Linked DNA regions of Homo sapiens: region 1 is linked to region 2. A link is an interaction called in ENCODE POLR2A ChIA-PET data of the cell type or tissue named here. Cell type or tissue: CD4-positive, alpha-beta T cell. All regions are shown on one strand. Each heading gives the region's core, and the rest is flanking DNA. Links, peaks and the distances in the headings are about the cores only. Region 1 overlaps NDFIP1 (Nedd4 family interacting protein 1). Region 2 overlaps GNPDA1 (glucosamine-6-phosphate deaminase 1).

Region 1 (5,382 bases), core at 191-5,190, 120 kb before region 2:
AGGCTGAGGCAGCAGGATGGCTTGAACCCAGGAGGTCGTGGCTGCAGCGAGCTAAGATTGTGCCACTGCCCTCCAGCCTGGGGCATGAGAGAGACCATGTCTTTAAAAAAAAAAAAATTAAATTTCATTACTCAAATAGATATTTACAGTGTACTATTATTACATGAAAAAAGCTAAACTTGCCAAACAATAGGCATCATATAATCCTTTTTAAAAAGGCAGACATATAATGGAAAGGAGGCCTAGAATGAGACATTTACAGTTCAACACTGTTATTTCTAGGTAATAGGAGTACAGGGGAATTTTTCCTTTTTGTTGTGTATCTGCATGTTCAAATATTTTGTAGTGAATATTTATCACTTGCATACTTTTTTTTTTTTGGAGAGACAGGATCTCACTCTTGTTGTCCAGGCAGGAGTGCAGTGGCACAATTATGGCACACTGTGACCCTGGCTAACTTTTTTTAAAATTTATGTTTTGTAGAGATGGGGTCTTCCTGTGTTGCCCAGACTGGTTTAAAACTCCTGGCCTCAAGTGATGTATACTTTTTTAAAGTTAGAAAAATAATCTGTTAAGACAAAAGACAAATCACAGACAAACCATGTTACCATTATATTCCACATGCACACCAAATTAAATCTTAAATAATTGAGACACTTATGAAAACATAAAATTCTCCCTAATTCTACATATATCTGTCAATAGATATCCCTTTTCCCTATCTCAGCAACTTTTCTGCCAGTCAAATCTTCAATTTTTTAAAATAACTCGCACTGAAAGTGTCTGCTGTTGCTAGTCTGTATAGTCTACACAAGTCATCTTCATAGAATAAAGACATTTCATTTGGTTTTTCCAGTCCAGTGTGACAATGAACTATATTAATTTAAAACATGAGTTGGCTGGGACTAGGAGCCAATCTGAAAATTAATAACAGAATATTTAGTGATATAACTGACGTAGGGGTCTGGTCCTGGCTTCGGTATCATCAGGATATACAGAGCCAACTGACATACTTGTAAAATACATACCACCTCTAAACCATACCGCTACAAAGAACTCTATCTTGAATTGAGACAGAAAAACAGAGAGACCGAGGTGTACTAATGTGAAGTAGAGCTCCATAATCCATTAAATTTTCTTTCTTTCTTTTTTTTTTTTTTTTTTTGAGATGTAGTTTCGCTTTTGTTGCCCAGGCTGGAGAGCAATGGTGGGATCTCGGCTCACTGAAACCTCCACCTCCCAGGTTCAAGCAATTCTGTTGCCTCAGACTCCAAGTAGCTGGGACTACAGGCGTATGCCACCAGACCTGGCTAATTTTTGTATTTTTAGTAGACGTGGGCCAGGCTCGTCTCAAACTCCCGACCTCAGGTGATATGCCTGCCTTAGCCTCCCAAAGTGCTGGAATTACAGGCGTGAGCCATTGTGCCCGGCCACAATCCATTAAATTTTAACTGATCATCTCAATCTCCACTCACTATGCTGTTCAAAACCAGATGTCAATAAATTTTTCTGACTAATACTACAAAAGCTTCAATTTCAAATGAATTCTTGTGTCAAATTCTCATCAGCATCTACCATCTGGGTACATTTTTTCGAATCCTAGTAATCTAATGTTAAACTTAAGGTACTCCCAAAATAGCTGTATTATAACCTAAGATAATTTTTCCTTTTAAACAAAGACATGTGGCCAAAATAGGTGCAGTAAAGCCAAATGCTCCTGGGACACCGAACTAGGAATTACTTAAATAGAGTTCTTGGGACCATGGTTCACCTAAAATACTGGTTTTAACATTATTTGAAGCTCTTGGCAAGGTATTCTTAGCCTCCTCACACCTAACCACTCTTGTGCTGTGGGAAGGTCACCAAAAGAAGCAGAAGAGTCAGCAGCAAGAACAAAGGCAAATACAGACTTTTCGAATATGTTCCCTTAATATACTGTAGCCAGTAATGAACTTCATTTAAACCTAGCTTGGTTTATACTTAACCCGTTTTATATTTCCTGAGCTTGGTGTCAAAGTAATCACGTTACCCCTGCATAATTTAGGTCTCAGAAAGGAAGCATGACAATTCTAAGAAATACAGAAATCCAAAGAACAAAGAGGTTAAGAGGTCTTCTATGACAATATTTATAAGATAGGCTGCCTGTCTCCTGGAAACTTGGAAATGTTAAATTTGATCATCCCCCACCATAGTAAAAGATGACAGTGCAAATAAATTCCAGCCTTCTTAGAACCACCAATTTTCACTTTGGTAAGGAAAAAAACACTTCCAGGTGAAGAGTTTGCTCCACTAAAATTCACTACTTTAGAATAGTGTACTTTTTTCAATTGAAAAATAAAAACAATTTAAAACACCATTATGACTATGGTATAATCCCAAGACCTCACTGTACAGGCTTCTCACTCTGGCTTATTTCTATAATGCTGGTGATAAGATTAGGCTCCATCAAGAAAGCTGTTTAAAACAAAACACTGCAATGTAGGGGGATCGCGGGGAGAGGCAATCACCTTCAAAAAGAGTAAGCACTTAGTGCCTGCCATCTGCATGCATAATAACTTGCTGAACAATGGAATCCTTAAATATACATCTTTTTACACTTCAGGGGCAACAAGTCAGGCATTCACTAACAAGTGGAGGAACCATGTGCGCTAGAACTAGAGTGTGCTATAAAATTGATTACTTGGTTCCAAAATTTATTTTTAAGATTCCCCTTTTCCACCCCTGGGAACCCTTCTGTGCAGCCTCCCTGCCATGTCCCTGGAGCTCAGGGATCTTCGGGCTCTTTCCTGACACTTTCTGAAAGAATACGCGGCATTGTCACGTTTGGGTTAGAGTTGGAAAGATGCTCAGTCTCTTCCATCAACTGGGTCAGTGGAAGCCCGAGTCCAATTTAACTGTCACAGAATCTGGGTTGTAGGGGATACTCAGAGAGACAGATCTGAAAACTGGGACAGATCTGGGAACTTCTGCTCTCAGTGCACAGAGATGTTGGGCAAGGGTAGGGGGGATATCCTTTGAGTGACTGTGATAGATAATAAATAGCTGTTGGACACTGGATTTTTTTTCCTGTCATATAATTTCTGACCAATTTTACTAAACTTCAAATATGATTTATTTTTTTGAGACAGAATCTCACTCTGTCACCCAGGCTGGAGTGCAGTGGTACCATCTTGGCTCACTGCAACCTCTGCCTCCTGGGTTCAAGTGATTCTTCCGCCTCAGCCTCCCAAGTAGTTGGGATTACAGGCATGCACCACCATACCTGGCTAATTTTTGTATTTTTAGTAGAGATGGGGTTGTGCCATGTTGGCCAGGTTGGTACCAAACTCCTGACCTCAAGTGATCCGCCTGCCTCAGCCTCCCAAAGCGCTGGGATTATAGGCGTGAGCCACCATACCCGGCTGAAATATGATTTAAATGGCATTTTTTCCAAATACAGCTATACAATTACCTACACAGGCCATACAAAGTAGAGTTTAATACAGAACTACCTATAACTACCTATGCCTCCATCGCTAAGAAATAAATAATCCAATCACCTGAGAATTCAGATGACCTTTCACTTTCTCACACCCAGAGTGTGCCATTACTCTTTTCCTGATTACCTTTGCTCCCTTCTATGTGCTGAGCAGACTAGAATGGCTCCCCAGAAGAACCCTAAAACTCTTCCTACTTCAGATATGTCACAATCTGCCATGGTGCCTTTGGCCTTGATGACCTTCAATTTTAAGAAAACATTTATTTACAAATAGGTGCTACTAAGGTTTTGTTCTCAAGTCACACCTGTAATCCCAGCACTTTGGGAGGCTGAGGTGGGCGGATCACTTGAGGTCAGGAGTTTGAGACCAGCCTGGCCAACATGGTAAAATCTCGTCTCTACTAAAAATACAAAAATCAACCAGGTGTGGTGGCATGCACCTGTAGTCCCAACTACTCGGGAGGCTTAGGCACGAGAATCACTTGATCCGGGGAGGTGGAGGTTACAGTAAGCTGAGATCAAGCCACTGCACTTCAGCCTGGGCGACAAAGTGAGATTCTGTCTCAAAAATAAATAAATAAATAAAATAAAATAGAGCGTTTTTTTTTCCCTCCTTATCACCTTCCTCTGTATCTAGGTCCTATTGTTATTAAAAATAAATATGACATTTTTATGAATCTCCAACACAGAAATCATATATAGTTCTAATTCTAATAGAAACAAACTTGAATTTAACACGTTTAAGACATTATACCCTACAGATTTAAACTATTATTTGAGTTCCCAATCAGCAAGAAAGCTTCACCACCGCCCTCCTCACTAAGCAGTTCTAAAATGAGTTGTTTTTAAGCAATAGCAGAGCTGGGGCTAGGATTAGGGCTAAGCAAGGGGCAACATTTATAACTGTAGCAAATGGCAGGACCTAAAGGCACTTAAAAGTCATTCTTGGATTATCTATATTTACTAAGAATGAGAGAACAACAAAAAACCCTACACTAAACAAAACCCATAAATCCTTATATATGAGAAAAGGTATCAACATACACCTCAGAATTCATACAAACAAACAAACAAAGCACGTGAAAAATAATGCTGAAGTATCCAGTAAGTCCATAAAGTTGCAAGTATTTTCACTACTTAATTTTTTCTTGGTTTGGTCATATTTAAACAGCAAGAAAATTCTTGTAAGTTTCAAGTCCCTTCTTTAAGTTATTAAAAATAAATATCAGAAAATTCTGGGTCAATGCTTGAACTCTAGTTTTGAATGTTATTTACTACTTCTATCTTAGAGTTAATTGCTAAAACTTTTACCTTAAAATGCAATTTTTAAAGCTCTCATTACCAACCCACTACTTCTGCATAGTCCCTAAATCCTACCAAAACAAGGCAGTATAATTACAAAAAGTAAACAAGCACATTTCTTTTGGTAAACAGCTGAGTATGCTATTTTACTGCTGTTCAGAAATAATCATTAAGTTTGTGTGGCCTGTACATTTACTTTATATATTGTAAATATAAACTCTGTTATTCTAACATCACCAAATTATTTACATTCAAGAAAAATTCTCTATCTAATTGTTATTAATTAGGGGAAGATATTTTAAATAATTCTGACAAGATAAGAGAGACTAAACAATAAAAAGGCAACCCAATTATAAAATGGGCAAATGATTTGAACAGACATTTCTCCAAAGAAGATATACAAAAGGCCAGTAGACACAAAATGCTCAACATCATTAAGTCAGCAGGAAAACGCAAATCAAAACCAAGACTCAATACCACTTCATGCTTACTAGGATGGCTATAATAAAAAAGACAGACAATAACAAGTGCTGAGTATGTGGAGAAACGGGAACTCTAATACACTGCTGGTGGGAATGTAAAATGGTACAGCTGCTGTGGAA
Region 2 (5,382 bases), core at 94-5,093:
GTGTGTCGGCAGGGGTGGGGCTGTGCAGTGTTGGATATGGTGGCAGGGAGGGTCTCATAGCCAGGGGCCAGGTTCTGTGGAGCCTTAGAATAACTGGTGTTGCTGAGGGTGAAATGAGAAGCTATTGGTGGGTTTTGAAAAGAGGGGTGACATGACGTAATCTCGATGGGTTTTTTTTCTTTCATTTTTTTAGTTTGCAAAATTTCAAATATTCAAAAAAGAGGAAAAAAACAGGTCAATACCATTCACCTAAATTCACCAATTGTTACCATTTTGCCACATTTGCTTTTACCTTTCTCTGGCTCTTGTTCTTTATCTACACACACACACACTTTTTTTTTCTGAACCACATGAAAATAAGTTCCAGACATCCTGACACTTATCTCTAAATCCTTCAGCACATATCTCCTGAGAATAAGGACATTCTCCTACACAACCATGATACCATCATACCTAAGAAAATGAAAAATCATGCCATCATCTAATATGCAAACTGTGTTCACAATTTTTTCTCAATTGTCCACATTTATCTTTTATAGGTTGGTTTTTAAAAAATTAATTCAGTGTCCAGTCAGGGTTCATGCATCTTTAGTCTTTTAATATACAGTGTCCTCCTACCTTTTATTGTGTGTGTGTTTTTATGACATTGACTTTTTTTTTTTTTCAAGATAGAGTCTGGCTCTATTGGCCAGGCTGGAGTGCAGTGGTGCAATCTCGGCCCACTGCAACCTCTGCCTCCCAGGTTCAAGTGATTCTTGTGCCTCAGCCTCCCGAGTAGCTGGGATTACAGGCACATGCCACCATGCCCAGCTACTTTGTGTATTTTTAGTAGAGACAGGGTTTCACCATGTTTTCCAGGCTGGTCTTGAACTCCTGACCTCAAGTGATCTGCCCGCCTTGGCCTCCCAAAGTGTTGGGGTTACAGGCGTGAGCCACCATGCCTAGCCATGACATTGACTTTTTAATGAGACTCAACTAGGGCTTCGCTGCTCCTCAGGGAAGTCTTCCTTGAACCCTGAAGCACTGGGTGAGCCTGTGCTTTACCCTATCACAACTGACGTTCCTGCTTTGTGTTCTACTCCTAGTGAGTTATCTTAGAGTAGCTACTGTCCCTTGCTCCCCTGTGTCCTTATCACATGGCCCTGTGCCTTGCACATATTACTTGTTCAGGGAGTATCATGTCAATAATGAAGTCTGATGTTCACTCAGGTACTAATCAGAGTGATTTCAGTCATCAGTGTGCTGGATACTGGGAGATTCAGCAGTGATCAAGGCAGACACAGTCCTGCCCTCCTGGAGCTTACAGTCTAGTGGCAAAATAGGCATTAAACAAGCAATTAATGGATGGATGGCAGTTAGGATTGGAGTACTGGGTAGGACTTCAGATCTGACAGGTTCTCCCTGTGAGCAGCCCTGACTTATTCCTGTGAACCCTCTGGGCTTCCAGACTTGGGGTGCAAGGGGTGTTCATGGGTGTGGCCACTCTTGCAGGGAGTACCCCACTTGGCTGCTACAAGAAGCTGATTGAATACTATAAGAATGGGGACCTGTCCTTTAAATATGTGAAGACCTTCAACATGGATGAGTACGTGGGTGAGTCTTTCTCTTTCAAGGTTCTTTCCTGATTCTAGGAGAGTGATGCTCCTCCTCTCATTGGCCCAGTCCTGGAGAGGAATCGGGGAGCCAGTGACATTTGATGATAGGCTCAATTATCAATACTTACCTCTTGGTTTACTCAGCTATAAAATGGGGCTAATAAAGCTGACCTCACAGGTTGTAAGCATTAAATTCATTTAATCCTTTTATGATAAAAGATGTGGAAGTTTCTTATACATAACAAATACTTAATAAATATTAGAGTATCTCCTTCTCCTCTGCCTGCTCCTCAACTCCATTCCATTTCTTTCTGGAACAAATGATTGCAAGTGGGATCCTGGCTCGGGTGTTTCCCCTAGGATCTGTGTCTGTGCTTTCTCTTCTGTGTGTGGCCTCCAGCTCCCCTTTCTGCCAGGTACACTTGAAGGGGACCTGAGATTGGTATCCTTCCTGCTGCTGAAAGACTATACCTTGGTCTTCTATCACCTCTCCCTCACCCAGTCCTTTTGTAATAGCTTCATTTTAAACATCCTTTTTTTAAAAAAAAAATTGTGGTAAAATACATGTAACATGACATTTACCATCTTAACCACCTTTCTGTGTATAGTTCAGTAGTGTTAAGTGCATTCACATTGTTGTGCAACCAATTTCCAGAACTCTTTTCATCTTGTAAGACTCAGGCTCTATACCCGTGAAACAACAACTTCTCATTTCCCACTTCACCAGCCACGGAAACCACCATTTTACTGTCTGTTTCTATGAATTTGACTACTCTAGAATCAAACTAGAGTATATAACTGGAATCATAAAGTATTTGTCTTTTTGACTGGCTTCTTACACCTAGCATAAAGTCCACAAGGTTCATCCATTGTTGTAGTGTGTGTCAAAATTTCCTTCCTTTTTAAGGCTGATTTTACATATTCTTAATGCTTAACATTAAACATTATTTTTTTTTCCTGGCCAAAAAAAAAAAAGTTGATCTGGGGAAGCCCTAAGATAGTTCTCTCTAACCACCTGGTGTTCAAGCTGGGATTTATTCAGGCTGAGTGGGGTAGAACTGGGAGTGGATGGTGGGTTGAGAGGCACAGGGTGAGGGGTGTGCTTGCTTGCTTTCTAAGATGAGTTCAGCCCTACCCCAGGTGGCCAGAGTGTCCCCAGCCTCTAACCTATGGTCATTGCCTTATGAAAAGCAGATCAGATCAGAATGTGGGGATTTCCCAGGCCCTTGGTGTGCAGTTACTCTGGCCAAGCCCTGTGGCCACAGATGGTGGTACTGGGTGGGTGGACACTTATGGATACTGGCTCAGCCTGTGCCGAGTGGCTAGGGGTCAGAGGGCTGGTGCCTAAGGCTCCCAGATGGGCAGACCCCTGGGAGTGTCTCTGTAGGTCAGCATGGTGTCCTGGCATCCTTCTTAGGAGAGGGGCTTTGGCTTGGCCTAGGCATAACCGAGTGTCTCACGGCCCCACAGGCCTTCCTCGAGACCACCCGGAGAGTTACCACTCCTTCATGTGGAACAACTTCTTCAAGCACATTGACATCCACCCAGAAAACACCCACATTCTGGATGGGAATGCAGTCGACCTACAGGCAGAATGTGATGCCTTTGAAGAGAAGATCAAGGCTGCAGGTGGGATCGAGCTATTTGTTGGAGGTGAGCTTGACACTCTGCAGCACACATGTCCAGGGCCAGACCCGTGGGAAGGAGGACAAGACACAATGCCTGTCTGCAGACAGCTTCTTCTGGGTGTGCTAGTGACCGTAGAGACAGAGGCGGGAGAAATGGGCCCTGCCTGGCTCTGTTACTCAGGAACTATGTTATCTTGGAGATCTCTTTCTGCAGTTTGATGCCTTGTCTGTAAACTGAGAGGTTTGGGTTTGGACTCTGAGATTCTGTCTACTCCCCAGTCTTAAGGTTTTATGGATCAGTCCTGGAACTTATCTAAACATTTAACATCATGGACTCATGTAGTTCCGGAAGGCTCCACACAGCCCCTGTAGATAGCCAGTTGAACCCCAGAGAAGTTAGGTGACTCACTCAAGGTTCACAGGTGGGAGCAAGTGTGTGCTTCTTGGATTTGTGCTCGGGTCCTCTGGGCTGCCCTTCTGTGTATCCATCTATCGCCACCTCTGGAGTTACCCATGAGGGGTAACATTGAACTGCCTTTTATTGCTCTAGAGATCACTCTTCTATACTTCAAGGTGGGGAGGAGGGGGGCAGGACCTCTCATCCTCTGAGATTTTAGAACCTTGGCAGCCCCTGTCCAGGTTCTCTGGGTGTTTTGTTCACTGCACCTCTATCCCAGCAGCAGGACCCTCTAACTACAGGCAGAAGAGACAGAGAAGGTCCACTTTTCTGACAATCTGGGGAGGCAGAAGCTGTTTGGAGTGTTTCCTCCTCAGCTTTTTGAGGGTGATAGCAAGTTAACAATGTCTGTGTGTGCCTCAGATAGACATGATGGGGAGGGTCTCCTCTGAGACAGTATGGCAAAGAGAAAGAAATGGTAGGGAGGGGGACAGATCACATGTTTAAGGTGTACCTGCCCAGGGCTGCAAATGAGAAAGGTGACACAGCTTTCAATGATTTTTCTTCAGACCCTAGTTAGGGAAGGAGAGATTGTCCATTCTTGAAATCTTGGATCCCTGGGACTGACAGGGCTGCACGGGCTCTCTCCCTATAGGCATCGGCCCTGATGGACACATTGCCTTCAACGAGCCAGGCTCCAGTCTGGTGTCCAGGACCCGTGTGAAGACGCTGGCCATGGATACCATCCTGGCCAATGCTAGGTTCTTCGATGGAGAACTCACCAAGGTGCCCACCATGGCCTTGACGGTGGGGGTGGGCACTGTCATGGATGCTAGAGAGGTAAGGGCATAAGGGCCCCACCAGCTTGCGCTGGTGGACTTGTCTTTCTCTTGTTAATCTTAACTATACTGGTACCACCTACATTCTTATTAAAGATGAAGGCATGGTAAATAAGGCTAAAATCCCTGCTGACCCTGTTACTCACTGTTCCTCTTGCGTCTTTGGAAGACATCATTATTCCCAGTGTGAGGTGAATCCCTTGAGCACGTTTTTGGTGCCTTTGGCTGACTGCCTGAGACAGCAGGCTCTCTGGCCTCAGGCCCCTTTCATGCTTTTCACAGGCAGAGAGGAGGCCAGCATCGCTAATGTTGGAATATTTGTACCTGACCAGGTATGGAGAGAGGGGTTCCCTTGTTCCTTGTAGTTGGTAGAGGTCACTGTTGGGACACCAAGGATGCTTGTGCTTCTAGCCCCGTGCTCAGAGATTAATAAATGTGGTGAAGTATGATTAAAATATAAGTGTTTTAAACTGAATTTAGCTTTTCCCCTAAAAAATTGGCTATCATTTGAATGTGAATTTTTTGTGGTTCCAATTTCCTTATTTTCATTAGAACTTTAGAAGCATTTTCTCTTCCTTTCTGACGTGTATAGACATGTTAGATTTACATTTCTTTGCCCAAGCCAATAAACAAGCATCTAAATCAGTGAAAACTTCCCTGTTTAAAGTGAACTTTTGTGAAATGAGTGATGGCACCCAGATTTCTGTTGGGTAATCTTCAATCAGTACGTGGGGTGGGGGTGTTTACTCGCTGTTTTTAGCTCTGCAGCTTGGAAACAGGTTTAGGGCCGTCTTTATCATGAGGGCATCTTGATCTGGGAAAGGACCTGGGGCTGGAAATCAGGAAATTATCTTTTCTAAAGAGTTCTGGGTTGCTGAGGGGTCCGGAAGAAATAGTCACATTCCCTCTCTGCTTCTGCATTC

The links. Peaks named below come from ENCODE experiments on the same cell type or tissue, not always from the same donor. Only the 100,000 strongest peaks of a DNase experiment are listed, where the experiment ranks them.
Region 1: POLR2A ChIA-PET joins it to region 2 with 5 read pairs; 13 of 35 experiments call an interaction of 5 or more read pairs at or near these places.

What each region holds. Positions count from the first base shown.
Region 1 is chr5:142,125,695-142,131,076 of GRCh38, reverse strand. The region is part of intron 1 of NDFIP1 (Nedd4 family interacting protein 1); the gene reads right to left. Among named protein-coding and RNA genes, the nearest start is that of NDFIP1, 20 kb to the right of the region's middle. In CD4-positive, alpha-beta T cell, for the core only: no CTCF peak of the experiment used is centred there; no DNase peak of the experiment used is centred there.
Region 2 is chr5:142,004,010-142,009,391 of GRCh38, reverse strand. It overlaps GNPDA1 (glucosamine-6-phosphate deaminase 1), which reads left to right. Exons shown (of 7, transcript NM_005471.5): 3 at 1,492-1,593; 4 at 3,066-3,248; 5 at 4,276-4,460. Among named protein-coding and RNA genes, the nearest start is that of GNPDA1, 6.3 kb to the left of the region's middle. In CD4-positive, alpha-beta T cell, for the core only: no CTCF peak of the experiment used is centred there; a DNase peak (open chromatin) is centred at 2,281; H3K27ac peaks cover 1,600 bases.